Regions from separate parts of the Homo sapiens genome. Here region 1 is linked to region 2. A link is an interaction called in ENCODE POLR2A ChIA-PET data of the cell type or tissue named here. Cell type or tissue: Panc1. All regions are shown on one strand. Links, peaks and the distances in the headings refer to the core of each region. The heading gives the core; the rest is flanking DNA. Region 1 has its middle 15 kb from the start of GALM. Region 2 has its middle 9.2 kb from the start of PRKD3-DT.

Evidence for each region. Peaks named below come from ENCODE experiments on the same cell type or tissue, not always from the same donor. Only the 100,000 strongest peaks of a DNase experiment are listed, where the experiment ranks them.
Region 1: POLR2A ChIA-PET joins it to region 2 with 10 read pairs; 2 of 35 experiments call an interaction of 5 or more read pairs at or near these places.

What each region holds. Positions count from the first base shown.
Region 1 is chr2:38,647,276-38,655,615 of GRCh38, forward strand. No RefSeq gene overlaps it. Among named protein-coding and RNA genes, the nearest start is that of GALM, 15 kb to the right of the region's middle. RefSeq lists a cis regulatory region at 6,868-7,541. In Panc1, for the core only: no CTCF peak of the experiment used is centred there; no DNase peak of the experiment used is centred there; H3K27ac peaks cover 2,361 bases.
Region 2 is chr2:37,330,070-37,338,409 of GRCh38, forward strand. It overlaps the pseudogene RNU6-939P. Among named protein-coding and RNA genes, the nearest start is that of PRKD3-DT, 9.2 kb to the left of the region's middle. In Panc1, for the core only: no CTCF peak of the experiment used is centred there; no DNase peak of the experiment used is centred there.

The DNA of each region.
Region 1 (8,340 bases), core at 320-8,319, 1.3 Mb after region 2:
TGAGCTAGGCCTTAAATAATGAGAAAAAAAGAAAATTTAAGGCAGAAAAAATAGCACATGGGGTCCTAAAAGGGTGTATTATGTTAGATGTCCACGTGAGGCAGGAAAAATAGAGATGAGGCTGGAAAGTAAACGAAGGCCAAATTGCTTAAGGTCTTATTTAAACCAGACTAAGCAGCTGAAAGTTTATCCTATAGAAAATTGAGGTTGGGCACGGTGGCTCATGCCTGTAATCCCAGCACTTTGGGAGGCCGAGGCGGGTGGAACACTTGAGGTCAGGAGTTCAAGACCAGCATGGCCAACGTGGTGAAACCCCATCTCTACTAAAAATACAAAAATTAGCTGGGCGTGATGGCTGGCGCCTGTAATCCCAGCTGCTCGGGAGGCTGAGGCAGGAGAATCACTTGAGTCCGGGAGGCAGAGGTTGCAGTTAGCCAAGATCACGCCACTGCACACCAGCCTAGGCAACAGAGCAAGACTCTGTCTCAAAAAAAAAAAAAAAAAAAAGAAAAGAAAAGTGGAAACTCTTAAGGGTTTTTTATGATCATATGGGCATTTTAGAAAGATGCTCTGCAGCTGTGAGAAAGAGACTGGAGGAGGCCATAGGTAGAGAGGCTATTCGGAGACGATTATGGTATTAACTAATGATAGAGGACACGAGTTTGAACCAAGAGAAGACCCCACTGCATAGGCTGCAGCAGGCCACTCTTACTACAACACCAGGGCTTTGTTCTAGGTCCTACTGTTCACCACACAGAAACCCAATCACTGGGGCAGTGAGTATTGCCAGGGAAGAAGGCTTTAATCGGGGGCTACAGCCAAGGAATTGGGAGATCAGTCTCAAATCCATCTCCCTGATCAACTAAAATCAGGGGTTTATACAGCAAGGAAGAAATGAAACTACATGCAGGAAAACAGGAATAGAGAGGGGTGAGGAAGAGGAGTTGGTCAACAGGAAGCAGGTGGTGAGTTAGGCAATCATGATGGGTGAGGTGTCTGGCATCTCACTGTCCTGATGCAGCAACCTGGTAAGTTTCAGCTTCCTGATACTATCTGGGAGGCATGACGGTTGGTTTCCTGAGAATGGAACTCAGATAAGACAAATGGAACTTACTCAAGTTTTAAGACTAAGAGGATTAATTCATATGTTTATTCAGAAGAAACTCTAAACATTAGTTGTATGGGACAATTGGGCAGGTTTCACAACCAGGGCAGGCGACAAGTGGGGGACAAAGCAGAGGCTCAGTGTTCACAGTCAGAGCTGAGGGCAAGTCAAGTCTGTAATGGAAAAGGGGCCAGTGTTCCCAAGATGCATTGCCAAGGCTGTGCAGGACCACGGGACCAGTGCCGGACCTGCAGGACCTTCAGTTCACGACCACATGCTAACTGCTACAGGCTGCAGCTTCAGACCAGCAGAGCACACAGAAAACAGGTGGACAAAGGAGAGAGAAGGCGGGGGACCCAGAAGGGGCCCGTGGCTCTTCCTGCTGTGGTGAAGACTCATAAGCCATACTAGTCTCTCTTCTCCATACATCTGTTCACCACGTTAGGAGAAGAAGCAGGAAGACCGGGAGATTATTGAGATAATTCATCCAAGAGAAACTGAACATAGCTAAAGGAATTATGTCAATGATCAGCATTACCATGCTTTAAACCAGACTGGACATTTCAATCATCTTCACCACCACCAACAACAACTAACCAAGTGAGTGGTGGCTTAATAGAAGACCAGAGCAGCTATGGACAAACTGATAGGAAAACCCATTTCATCTGCACAACAAAGTTGGAGCACAAGTTAAATTATGCAACTCTCTTGGGGAGGCCAAGGCAGGAAGATCATTTGAGGTCAGAAGTTTGAGACCAGCCTGGACAACATGGTGAAACCACGTCTCTACTAAAAATACAAAAATTAGCTGGGCATGGTGTTGCGTACCTGTAATCCCAGCTACAGGGGAAGCTGAAGCAAGAGAATCGCTTGAACATGGGGGGCAGAGTTTTCGGTGAGCTGAGATCGCACCACTGCATTCCAGCCTGGGAGACAGAGCGAGACTCCAACTCAAGAAAAAAGAAAAAAAAATTGTGCAACTCTGATACAGAGGCATAGAAAAAGAAGAGTTGAAGATACAAACATTGGTTGATAATATCCAGCACTGTCCAGGGAAGACACTGAATCTGAGGCGCATCAGCAGTTCGTCATCAGAGATGAACTCCCTCTTGTGAAGCATGGACCTTTCCTTGGGCACGTACATTTCCTAGCCAGCTCTTTGCAGCAACTCATGCTCATAAAATGGCCCTTGTTTTTTTTGTTTGTTTGTTTTTGTTTTTGAGATGGAATCTCGCTCTGTCACGCAGTGGCATGATCTCTGCTCACTGCAACCTCTGCCTCCCGGGCTCAAGGGATTCTCCTGCCTCAGCCACCCAAATAGCTGGGATTACAGGCGCCCACCACCATGCCCAGGTAATTTTTGTATTTTCATTAGAGACAGGGTTTCACCGTGTTGTCCGGGCTGGTCTGGAACTCCTGACCTCAGGTGATCCACCCTTCCTCAGCCTCCCAAGGTGCTGGGATTACAGGCATGAGCCACCACGCCTAGCCGGCCGTTGATTGTTAATTCATCTAATTCATCATCACCAGTTCTTCCATACTAGGAAAGGGAGATTAGAACATTCCAGGCCCTGGAAGAGGATAATCTCTTTTAAATAGATAGAATAGGCTTTTATCTTATATACCAGTCCTTAAAAATGTAGCTGGGGTTAGTCTCTAAGCAGGACGAATCCTGGGGCACTGACAATACCGAGTTTCCTGCCTGAAAGGCTGAGGACCAGACCCTGGACTAAAAGGTGAATTTACACCCTGGTGATCACTTGGCTAATTTCTCCCAACAACACCGCCGCCTTCCTGTCCTGTCCCTTCCATCAATGTCATGTCACACTGCGACTCCACCTTGGATGAATAAACAAACTCATGGAAGTACAGCACAGTTTGGCCAGGTGCACATACTTCCTCCAAGTTCCTATTCTTGCCCTGTGACACGCTCCATGTGTGTTGGCCAAGCTGTGGCCTCACAGACTCATCCCTAAATCACCTCCCATCACCTATTCCACTCTATTCTGACCTACTGTCAAAGTTCTGGCTGCTGATTTTTATATTCCTTCTATTTATTTTCCCACTGTTGCTGTTGGATTTGGATTTGCCTTACTCAGAAAGCCCTAAGTGACGCCTTTTCTATTTCAGCCCATCTCCCTCTATACCAGCCCTGAACAGAAGGGCTGTTCTCCTACCCAGCCCTCCCTGGCCTTGCAGACAGGACTTAGGACCACAGAGCCGTCCAGGGGACATTCACCACATCAGAAGAAGGTCAAATTGGCATCAACCAAGCTAGATTCAGCATTAGATGTGGAGGTTCCAACAATCTCCAGAACCTTTGGCCAGGCTCTACCTCAGGGATCTGAGAGCAGCATAATCTACAGAGAGACAGGGACACATTCAGCAGGACTGCTGATTCCCCAGGGAGGCTTTGAGAAAGTAGTGCTTCAGGAAGCAGCATCTGGGAGCTGATGGTGCTCCTATTTGGCAGCACAGAGCTGTCCTGTCCTTCCCACTGTTCCAGACGCAGTGATGATGGAGCGAAGAGCACTACACTGTGGCTGCAGCAGCTCAAGCTCACAGCCAAGTCACACAAGCTCAACATGTTCCCTGCCCATTACATACTATTTGGGGGTAGACATTGGAGCCAGGCAGGCCTGAATTTGAATACCAGTGTGACTCTTTGGCCCCAGTCCTCTTTGAGTCTCAATTTTCTCAGCTATGAAATGACAGTGGTTATACCTCCCTCACAGATTAAACCACATAAAAATGCATAGCATGCACATTGCTTGATACAGCAGACACTAACCAATGTGAATTCTGATTCCTTTTCCTGAGAATCTGATTCCAACCTGCGGCAGAATCTCCAGGATCCTAAAGTAGATGCGCTCCGCCAAGCCATCCTCTGTACTCAGCCATCCTTCTGCCTGGCCCTTAAGGAAGAAGGCCAACCTGAGTCAAATGGGGCTCTTCCTTCAGAGCATGACTGAATAGGCTTCATGGGAAGGAGTGGTGCTGGGGGTGAGGGACTCAAAAAAATGTATACCCCTTTGTTTTCAAACTTCAGTGAGCGTGGTAATCATTTAGAGAGTTTATTAAAAATAGAGGCCAGGGGCTGGGCACAGTGGCTCACGCCTGTAATCCCAGCACTTTGGGAGGCCGAGGCGGGTGGATCACCTGAGGTCGGGAGTTTGAGACTAGCCTGACCAACATGGAGAAACCCCATCTCTACTAAAAATACAAAATTAGCCGACCATGGTGGTGCATGCCTGTAATCCCAGCTACTCGGAAGGCTGAGACAGGAGAATCACTCGAACCCGGCAGGCGGAGGTTGCGGTGAGCCGAGATTGCGCCACTGCACTCCAGCCTGGGCGACAAGAGCAAAACTCCATCTCAAAAAAAAAAAAAAAAAAAATAGAGGCCAGGGCCAGGTGCAGTGGCTCACGCCTGTAATCCCAGCACTTTGGAAGGCCAATGCAGGTGGATCACTTGAGGTCAGGAGTCCCAGACCAGCCTGGGCAACATGGCACAACCCCATCTCTACCAAAAATACAAAAATTAGCCTGGCATGGTGGCACACACCTGTGGTGCCAGCTACTAGGGAGGCTGAAGCACGAGAATCACTTGAACCCGGGAGGCGGAGGTTGCGGTGAGCCGAGATTGTGCCACTGCACTCCAGCCTGGGCAACGAGAGCACAACTCTGTCTTAAAAAAAAAAAAAAGAAAAAGAAAAAGAGGCCAGGGCCAGGTGCAGTGACTCACGCCTGTAATCCCAGCACTTTGGAAGGCCAAGGCGGGTGGATCACTTGAGGTCAGGAGTCTGAGACCAGCCTGGGCAACATGGCAAAACCCCTTCTCTACCAAAAATACAAAAATTAGCCTGGCATGGTGGCACACACCTGTGGTGCCAGCTACCAGGGAGGCTGAAGCATGAGAATCTCTTGAACCCGGGAGGCAGAGGTTGTAGTGAGACAAGATCACGCCACTGCACTCCAGCCTAGGCGATGGAGCAAGACTCTGTCTCAAAAAAAAAAAAAAAAAAATAGAGGCCAGGTCCCTCCTTAGACTTACTGTTATTAAATACAATTTAGAGGAGGCCATTGGTTTGAACTGAGCTCCTGCACTAGGCCTGACAGACCAAACCAAAATAGTCACTCACACTGAAGCTCCACCCCACCAAGTTGAAAATAAATTGTTTATCTGACCTTCCCAGAAATTGAGAGTGAGATAATAGCCCAGTACCCAAGCTATTTGAGCTGATATGATAAGAAAATCTTCTCTACTTTAACCTTTACAAGGAAAGGAAATTTGAAACCACCAATCCACTTTTCATTTTCTGTTTCTGCTTCTCTCCCCACTTCTCGTTTCTAAAGCCAACCTCCTCTGCTCAGCTTATCGGAACACTCATCATATTTTATGGAATGAGGTATTGCTCGATTCTAGAACTGTAAATAAAAGCCAACTAAGATCTTTAAATTGGCCAGGTATAGTGGCTCACACCTGCAGCTCCAGCACTTTGGGAGGCTGAAGCAGGAAGATCACTTGAGCCCAGGAGTTCAAGACCAGCCTGGGCAAAACAGTGAGACTCCATCTCTATGAACAACCATTTTTTTGTTTTCTTTTTTTGAGACAGGCTTTCCCTCTGTTACCCAGGCTGAGTGCAGTGGTGCAATCACAGCTCACTGTAGCCTGGATCTCCTAGGCTCAAGTGATCCTCCTGTCTCAGCCTCCAGAGTAGCCAGGACTATAGGCATGCACCACTATGTCTGGCTAATTTTTTTTTTTTTTTTTTTTTAAGTAGAGACAAGGTCTTATGTTGCTCAGCTGGTCTCAAACTCCTGAGCTTAAGCGATCCTCTCACCTCGGCCTCCCAAAGTGCTGGGATTACAAGCGTAAGCCACCATGACTGGCCTACAAAATTTTTTTTAAGAATTAGCTGAGTGTGGTGGCATGAATCTGTAGTCTCAACTACTTGGGAGGCTAAGGTAGGAGGATCGCTTGAACCCAGGAGGTCAAGGCTACAGTGAGCTATGATGGTGTTACTGCACTCCAGCCTGAGCAACATAGACACTATCTCTAATATATATATAGTCTTGTCCCTTGGAATCGCCTGAGTTATAAGGGGTTTTTTTATATGCTAATGAGATGACTCAAGATTGAGGGGCCCTAGATAGCTTCAGGATGGAAGCTGGTTGCCAGAAAAACCAACCAAGAGATTTGAGGATGAGAACTGTCAGCCCCACTTCCCTAGCGGGTGAGGAGGGATTAAAGGTTGAGTTTCATTATCAAACACAAAGACTTGATTAATCTTGCCTAGGTAATGAAACCTCCACAAAAACCCCTAACCAATAGGTTCGGTGAGTTTCTGGGTTGGTAAACATATTGATGTGCTGGAAAGATGGGGCACAAGAGAGGGCACGGAAGCTCTGCGCCACCCCACCCCCATATCTTGCCCTGTGCATCTTTTTCATTTGGCTTCCCCTGAGTTTTAGCCTTTATAAGAAACCAGTGAGCACATGTAAGGTATTTTTCTGAGTTCTGTGAGTCATCCTAGTGAATTAGCAAACCTGAAAGGAGGTCATGGAAACCCTCACATTTGTAGTGGTCTGGGCAGAAGTGTGGGTAGCCTGGGCACCCTATTTGCAGCTGGTATCTGAAGACAGGGGCAGTCTTGTGAGACTGAGCCCTTTAACTTGTGGGATCTGACACTAACTCCAGATAGGCCATGTCAAAATTGAATTATGGGACACCCAATTGGTGTCATAGATTTGGTTGGTGTGATTGGGTGTCAGAGCTGGTGTCAGAAAAAAACACTGCCCAGGAGCTTGTCACATTTGCCCTCTCCTGACCTCGCCTGGCCCTTGCATAACCACACATCTTTATAGAATGTGGTTAAACTCAGAAGAAACTGCCAATTCCACTGCAATTCTCTCACCTAGATTCAATGTTAGCCTTTTGAAGAGACACAGAAGCGACGCTTACATTTCTCTGTTCAAGCCTGCCCAAGGCAGGGCTGGATTAGCCTGCGGGCCTCTGACCTTCTGACTACAGTCCACACTGCACCCAGTGGGCTGTTCCAACAGACCACGGAGCACAGGGCCTCTGCTCTAGAACAGGGCGGAACACACTTGCTGGCCATCTAATGGACTCACCGCCAGCCCTGACTGTGGAGGGACCCTGTCTTGTAAGCCTGGCCATATGGGGTCTGCCTGGCCACATGAGGTCTGCCAGAGCCGTCCTATCTGGCTAGATTCTTTGCTCTAGTTCCTCTCGGCTTTTTATCAGTAGTTCAGCTTTTCCTAGGGCCGCACAGTTGCTGAAATAAACTTACTCAGCCATTTCCACTTGCACGTGCCCCAGGAGCCCAGGAAAAGGCTCTGCTGAAAAGACTTCCCTCTTGCCCCGAGGTCACAGCCATACTTCTGTCCCAGTGTGTGGTTAAACGCCATCTCCCCTCCTTGCCTTTCCCTCTCTCTCTCTCCTTCTGGAGAAGCCACACAGTTTCATCAATCAATGCCACCTATCTTAGTCCGTTTGTACTGCTGTAACAAAACTACCTGAGACTGGATAATTTATCAACAGCAGAAATTGATTTCTCACAGTCCTGGACGCTGGGAAGTCGAAGATGAAGGTGCCGGAGGGCTTGGTGCCTGGTTAGGGCCAGGTCTCTCCTTCTAAGATGGTGCCTTGAAGGCTGTGTCCTCACGTAGTGGGAGGGAAGGAAGGGCAAAAGCATCTAAGCTGGTTCTCTCCAGCCTCTTATAAGCCACTAATCCATTCATGAGGGCAGAACCTTCATGACGTCATCACTTCCCAAAAGACCTCACTTCTTAATACTACCACAATGGGGATTAAGTTTCAACATGAATTTTAGAGGGGATACATTCAAACCACAGCACCACTCGTCTTGGTGTACCTACTGGCATACTTGAAACCATTCAAAAGGGCTTCATTCTCAGTTTGTTTTTGTTTTGTTTTTTTCAAAAATGTGGCATTTCTTGACAGGAACTGCCTCTGCTACGACCCCATTCAGAACAAAGTTAATCTGGTCAATGAGTGTCTCCCCCACCTGTAAGGAAGAATTTGCTAAGAGATGGCACAAAATCAAGGGACATGACTGAGGCTCAAAGAGCTGTAGAACTCCAAGTGGAATTTGCTGGCCAAGCTTCTACTTTGAGCAGAGGCTGAAGTCATCCATAGAGAGGCTTTCCTGGAACTACAGGGATACACTGCAGAGCTCTCCCATTAATTAG
Region 2 (8,340 bases), core at 281-8,280:
GAATTTGGGATGCGGAGGTTGCAGTAAGCTGGGATCGCGTCTCTACACTCCAGCCTGGGCGACAGAGGGAGACCCTGTCTCAAAACAAACAAACAAACAAACAAATAAACAAACAAAAAAACTCTTACCAGGGCTGACCAAAACAGAGGAGTTGGGACTCCTTTCCTGGAGCGTGCAAACTACACCAGCCCAGAGGAATCAGTTAGAAGAAAAGGGTTGGGATGTGATTTCAAAGACAGAGTACAATCTGGGCTCTACCATTTAGTAGTTTTGAGCTACTTAATCTCACTAAAAATTGATTCCCTTACATGTAAAATGAGGGGGGAGTAATTACCTCACAGTGCTGTTGTGAGAAATAAATAAATGAATAAATAAATAAATGTAATGTTATTATGCACATAATATCATCTGCCTGGTTATACACCAGGATTCCACCATTTAACAAGCTGTGTGACCAGGGGCAAATTAGCCTCTATGTGCCTCAGTCTCTTTGTCGTCAGTTAACTACGATGATAATAATTCTTCTTCCATGAATTATTATAAGGATTAAATGAGATAATACATGAAAAACACTTTTTAAAAAGCCTGGCACACAGAGAATGGTCAATAAGGGTTAACTATTAATATTGTTATTCATGCTAAAGAATTAGAGCTTTTCACATCTCTGTATCTCCTCCTGTCCTTTGGCAGCACAGAGAAAGAAAAGTTGCTAAGCTTGATTCTATGGAGGGAAATTTAGAAAGATAATAAAGAACTGAAAAGGAACAGGAATTTCTATGGTCATAGAATGAGTTCCTCTTTACATCATCAGAGGAAGATCTTACTGCACAGGTCCTCAAGTGACCAGAAGCTGTCACTATGGCATTTTCTGTACTAACAGCTTGAAGTATTCTATAGTAAGGGTAAAATCACTAAATAGATTTATATTTGTTTATTTTTAATATAGTTACTCAGAATATAATGACCTGAACATTTTACTATAATTTGTACTCTTATCATGACACCTCAAATTTCAAAACCTTAAGTATTTCCAGAAAGAATTCTGACCATATTCCCCTAGATTTTAAATTGTTTCCTTTAATGTTCTTTAAATGATGATGGCTAATTTAGCTGAAGGTGAATTGATTTTAATTAGGTTGCTTGGTTTTTTTCCTAGACTCCCCTCGAGATTTTATAGTCCTTGATGTATTGATTCACTAAACATTTTTGAGAGGCTACCATGTGCAAGACATTTGATAGGATCTATAGGTAAAACACCTCCTGTTCTCAGGAATCTGAAATTTATTAGCTAAGCTATGTGAAAATCTATAATACGGAGAAGAGAGTTAAAAAAGAAAAAAAAGCAGGAAACAAAATAAAGGGTTAGAAGATGTCAGGGAAGTACAAGATAAATCCCTGACCTGGGGAAGACTGAACAGAAAAGGAGGACTTTTGCTGGGCCTGGAAGAAAGAATAGGATTAGGAAACATGGGGGAGAGGAGTGGGAGAAAAGAGAAATTCGAAATTCTAGGTGGAAGCAATAGAGCAAGCAAAGGCACACAGATGTGAAGACATTGGGCGTACTTGTGGACGAAATACTTCAGTTGGGCTGAGCCATAGCGTATGTATTTTTTCTCACACAATTGTTACAAGTGGAGACATAAATCAAAAACTATACAATTCACCTTTTATTTATTATTTATTATTTTATTTTTTATAATTTTAATATGGAACACTTCACAAATTTGCATGTCATCCTTGCACAGGGGCCAGGCTAGTCTTCTCTATATCATTCCAATTGTAATATATGTGCTGTCGAAGTAAGCACTAAAATTCACCTTCTAAAAGTGTAGAATTGGCTGGGTTTTTAGTGTATTCACAAAGTTGTGCCACATCTCCACTATGTAATTTCAGAACATCTTCATAACCTCCAAAAAGAAATCTATTAGCAGACACTCCCTGTTAACACCATTAGTCTCGGAGTTGGCAGGCCCACCCAGTGGGTTCTGCCGGGAGCCCTCAGGCAAAGACTCCCAGATGCTTGCTGTTGGAAGCCCCTGAAAGGGCATGCATGGGAATGGTGAGTATGGAGGGATACTGGCAGGGCACCTAATGCATCTGCTACATAGGGCTTCGATGTCTGTCTTACAGATCTGCATCTCTCTCCTTGATCTTTCTATAAGCACCTGAGTGTCCCACAGAAAGACCACAAATTCCAAGTGTCCCTAATTGAACTCATCTTTTCCTTGTAACCTGTTCCTCTTCCTATATTTCCAATCTTAGTGCATGGTACCACCGTCTATTTATCCAAGACAGAACCCACTAAGTCAGCCTAAACTCTTTTCCCTTGTTCTCTAGATCTAATTGGTGACCAAGTCCCATCAATTTCATACCATTATGTTTCTTGTATGGTATCTCTTTTCTTCTTTTCCACTGTCTCCTAGTTCAGGCCTTAAATAGCCCTCACCTGGTCCACTGAAATGATGTTCTAAGGTTTCCTACCTCAAATATTCTCTTCTGTTAATTTTAAGAATTGATACATGTGGTGATAGCTGTCTCCCCTCTGCTACCTGATAAGTACTTCCAATATTCATTCACTTCAAGTTTCTCCTCTGTAAGACCTTCCCTGTCCACTCCAGGTCATATGGGAATCATTATTCCTTTCTTTGTGCTCCTGGCATGTTCCTTCATAGCACCTGTGACACTGTATTGCGCAACTATTTATCTTACTAAACCACATGCTTCTGGAGCGCCGAAGCCATAGTTAATTTATCCATATATCCATTGCAGAGTGCCTTGAACAGTATTAATGCTCCACTGACATGGTTGAGTGTTAGAGGTTTGGGAATCATTGCATAGGGTAGAGAATGAAACTATGGGAAGGGATGAAATTTCCCTTAGGGAAGTCCAGGAGCAGGAATTACATTTGTTGAGATCCTACTCCGCTGAAGGAAGCGGGACTTTAGGTTTGGCCCCAGAGACTCTGCACTTTCCACTAATTACATACAGACTGAAGAAGGTCCGTTCTATTTGGCAATTACAAGTTAGTTTGTTAATTCTGATGAGAGAAGTCAGGAGAAGATTGAGGGCCAAAGCCAGACTGCAGTGAATTGATGGGGTAATTTTTAGATGAGAAGAGGACATAGAGAGTACGCTGGTGATTTTCAGATTTTCAGATATCAATAACCCATAAATTTGTTTAAAAATGGAGACTAAGCAAGTTGCCAACTTCTTGTTTTACCAATTAAGAACACTGAAGCAAAGCAACACTTCAGCATCACTAATCATTAGGGAAATGCAAATCAAAACCACAGTGAGATATCTCCTCACATTCATAAGGATAGCTACTGTGAAAAAAAGACAGAAAACAACAGGTGTTAGCAAAGATGTAGGGAGATTGAAACTCTTAGGCACTGTTGGTGGGAATGTGAAATGGTGCAGCTGCTATGGTGATTCCTCAAAAAATTCAAAGTAAGGTTACCATATGATTCGGCAATTCTACTTCTGGGTGTATATCTAAAAGAATCGAAGGCAGGGTCTTGAAGAGATATTTATACACAAATCTCCATAGAAGCATTATTAGGAATAGCCAAAAGGTGGAAGCAACCCAAGTGTCCATCAACAGATGGGTGGATAAGCAAAATGTGGTATACACATAAAACAGAATATTATTCAGCCTTAAAAAGGAAGGAAATTCTGAGACATGCTATACCATGGGTGAACCTTCAAGACATTATGTTAAGTGAAATAAGACAGTTTCAGAAAGACAAATACTGTATAATTCCACTTATGTGAGGTATGTCCTTAGAATAGTCAAATTCACAGAGACAGAAAGAAGAATGGTGGTTGCTAGAGGCTGGGGGGAAGAGAGAATGTAGAGGTATTGTTTAATGGGTGCAGTTTCAGTTTTGCAACATGAAAATAATTCTAGAGGTGGATTGTAGTGATGGTTGCAGAAAAATGTAAATGTGTTTAATGAACTGAATGTATTTAATGTTAAGATGGCAAATTTTATGTTGTATGTATTTTACCACAATGAAACAACAAGAGAGCAAGACAATAAAAGACAAACCCAAGAACCTACAACTGATTATTCCCAAATATGGAGGAAGAATGTAAGATCAAAGATCAGACTTTGATTAAATATAATTGCCTTATTAACAACATTTTAAAAAATGTTCTCCTTTTGCAACAAACTGAGCAAGCATAATCATGGACAGGCATTAATATGGAACTGGCATTTGGGAACTAATGGTGTAGATTACATTAAAAAATGGAAGTGAAGGGAAAGAGTAATAATTAAAGGAGATATCAGGGTCAAGGGAAGATCATTGTCTGCTTGTCGTTAGCCTACTGGTTAGGCTGTACATTACATACTGTAATGAATCAAATATTTCTCCATATTTGTGGCAGGCACTAGGTTTTATAATCATAAGGTATGTGTTTTTAGACACAACATTTTTCAAGAACTTACTATACTACCAGGTGCCTGCCATTTAAGGATTATATTATCATAATTTTTTTACACCTGCAAAGGATATGCTAAAGATGTGTGCATGTGTGTACTATAAAATAATAGTATTCTGTAGCTATCTGCATAATTGAATAAAGATTAACATGTAATTGTAGCACACAGAGAAGTTTTATAATTAGGCTATTGTCTATCCACTTTACCAGGTTTCCCTCATATTTTCAGTCTCTAAAAATCACGAATAGGCCAGGCACAGTGGCTCACACCTATAATCCCAGCACTTTGGGAGGCCGAGACAGAGGATCATCTGAGGTCAGGAGTTCGAGACCAGCCTGACCAACATGGAGAAACCCCATCTCTACTAAAAATACAAAATTAGCTGGGTGTGGTGGCGCATGCCTGTAATCCTAGCTACTCGGGAGGCTGAGGCAGAAGAATCGCTGGAACCTGGGAGGCGGAGGTTGTGGTGAGCTGAGATTGTGCCATTGTACTCCAGCCTGGGCAACAAGAGCGAAACTCCGTCTCAAAAAAAAAAAAAAAATCCTGAATAATAATTGTTACTGCATTCTTTATCTATGGCTCAATCTTTTTTTTTTTTTTGAGATGGAGTCTCGCTCTGTAGCCCAGGCTAGAATGCAGTGGCACGATCTTCGCTCACTACAGCCTCCGTCTCCCAGGTTCAAATGATTCTCCTGCCTCAGCCTCCTGAGTAGATGGGATTATAGGCATGCGCCATTACACCCGGCTAATTTTTATATTTTTGGAAGAGACGGGGGTCTCACCATTTTAGCCACGCTGGTCTTGAACTCCTGACCTCAAATGATCCGCCTGCCTCGGTCTCCCAAAGTTCTGGGATTACAGGTGTAAGCCACCATGCCTGGCCTATGGCTTTGTCTTTAATGTCATTTATTTCCTGTCTGAGACATTAGTTTGTTTCTCTAATTGATGGTCATTTTCTCTAATCAAAGAATAGAATCAAGAGAAGACCATTTTGCCTCAGAGTGGAATGAAGATGTACAGTTCTCTTATGGCCCCTCCTTTTTGCTTATGAAATTTCCTTTTGGTCCCCTTTCTAAAATTACTACTGTGCTTCTTCCTGATTGTAATACAGATCTAACACTGTTAGAAGGAAATTTTTTGGAGGACGAAACAAAGATATTATAAAAGGCAATTAATCTCTTTTCCTTTCTCACAGAGCTGTAAATTCAAACTTTAGTGTTCTGCATAATAGGTATGTGATTTACTGAGGGAAGACCATAAAAGATCAAGGTTTGGGCAGTAACAGAAGGGGATTAGTCTTACTAAAATTCTATGCTAAGTAATTTAATCTTCTTTTTTAGGGAAATTTAGATATACTCTTGGCCTGGTGCTACTAATCATGAGCTCTGTTGAAATGCTTTCCCAAACATTAAAATTGAGGATGGATTAGTTCATCTAATTTACTATAATCTGAACAATAGCATATATGTGAACCGTAGTGTTGAAAGGATTTTTTATGATCACAATCTGTACTAAGTATTACTAAAACATTCAAAATACTTTGTGAATGTTTTCACGTATAAAAATAAAACGAACAGCATAAATTCATTCTAAATTTAAGCAAAAGTTAGATATTTATAGGAGCATATGTAGTTTTAGGGCCGAATTTGAGTTATGGTGTTACGTTGCAACTTTCTACTGTTATTATTGTTAATAGCTATGTGTGGCATAGCCAACTTGTTTTTTAAATAACTGTTGCTATTTTCTGTGAATGTGTCATTTTTATTTGCTTAATTAATGTTCTATTTTGGACCCTGTGGAAAGAGGTTTTAGAGCCTTTCTTCCTCTTACTTGACACTGATGGGCCTAAGCTGAGTCTTAAAAGCAAACTTTTTCGTGTTGTTTGTTTGGTAAGACTTGAAAATTACTCTTAGAATGACTGTTCTTTCATGAAAAGCCAGAAAGAGACTAATTAACAAGCACAATTAACATTATAAGATTGAGAGAAAGGATGCTTTTTCAGTTGTCTGATAACAGTCTGTGTAGCCTGATCAGTAGGAAAATATCACAATTTCATATCTTTAAAACATGGATAAGTAGAATATAACACTGCAGAAAATCCACAAATGACCCCAGAGCAAAAGACAACTGAGTGGCTTCGTCTTGACTTTAGGTTATATTAGTTTACATTTTGGCATTTAATTTTTTTGAAAAAAATTTCCCTTTCCCCCTTCTACTAATAGATATGATATTAGATATATGATTAAAGGAGACAAAAATACAAAAATGAATATTGTACTTAAAATCTAGAGATAAAATACTTTCAATGGTATCTGATTTTAACTTCAGTAAAAGCTTTCCTCAGCTTATTGAAAGTTAGATTTTAATAGCTACTTAAATTTTCTCCTCTGAAACTATAAAAGCCTGTAGGGTAGAGTAAAAGTACACTGCCTGCAAATGAATCAGCTTTGCATGGCTTTGAACAGATGACTTAACCTTGTACCTTAACTTTTTTATCATTAACAATGAGGATAATAACAATAATAATATCTCTCATCATACTTATTTATAGAATTAGGTCTTAAAAACACATTATTGACACACTTAACATCTCTGATCATATTTTTAACCTACACCATAAAAATTTAGTAACTCTGAATGAAAAATTCTTGAACTAACAGCTTTTTACCTTTCATGTTCTATCATTAATATGTTGCAGAAGGCCGGGTGCGGTGGCTCATACCTGTAATTTCAGCACTTTGGGAGGCCAAGGTGGGTGGATTGCTTGAAGTTAGGAGATCGAGATCAGCCTGGCTAACATGGTGAAACCCTGTCTCTACTAAAAATACAAAAATTAGCTTGGTGTGGTGTTGCACGCACACCTGTAGTCCCAGCTGCTCAAGAGGCTAATGTGTGAGAATCACTTGAATCCTGGAGGCGGAGGTTGCGCTGAGCCAAGATCGTGCAGCAGTCTGGGTGCTGGGTGTAGCACTATGCTACAGCCTGGGTGACAGAGCAAGAAACTGTCTCAAAAAAAAAAAAATATATATATATATGAAATTGGTGCTTTATCTTATCTGATCCCACAAGATGGAAAAATTAAACATAGATGAAATTTTTTGAATAAAATGTCAACATGTATGCCTCTATAAATATACAGACTTAAACATTATATGCATGGATGCTTCCTGTAACGATCAGTTGTTTGTAACTTCACATCATAGGCAGTTTAGGTACTGTGTAGATCAGTGCTGTCTATTCTGTGAGCTGTAAAGAATGAATTTTGTGTGTGAGTCTTTGTCTTTTGCTGGGCTAGGTGCCAGAGCTCCGGCATTGGAAGGTGGTTGACTTGCAGATTGGTGAGAAGAATTTACTGACAACAGTATAGGTTTGAAAAGGAAAGTTTTACTAGATAGAAAGAAAGCTGCAAAAGAATGCAGCAGGGCACCTCAGCAAGGGAGGAATTGTGGTGGATTTTCCCTTAGGCGTGTTTATGAACCTTAAAGCGGGAGTTTAATGGTAATTTGGACCCTATTAGCCACATAGGTCATGATAAATGGTTAAATTTGTAGGCATTTTGGTGCCTTGATGTCAGCAAGTGTTGCACAATGAGTTTCAACATACATACATTCTGCAGATGTATGGAAATTCTAGTTACTTATAAATTTTTGAGAAAGAAGCCTGGAACCAGATGCCCGCTTTAGATAACAGGGAAGTCTAATTACTTCTAAATTCCTCAGACGAGGAGTTTTTTCCTCTGGATGGCTGGCTTGACGGTCACCAGGTGACCTCCACTCTCTTCATCTTTGATTCTACTTCTCATCTCCTTGAGTGCACTGAAATTTCTTACTAGAGATTCATTTCTTTGGACCTTGAACACTTTTGGTTTTCAGAGCTCTCAGAGAAAAACT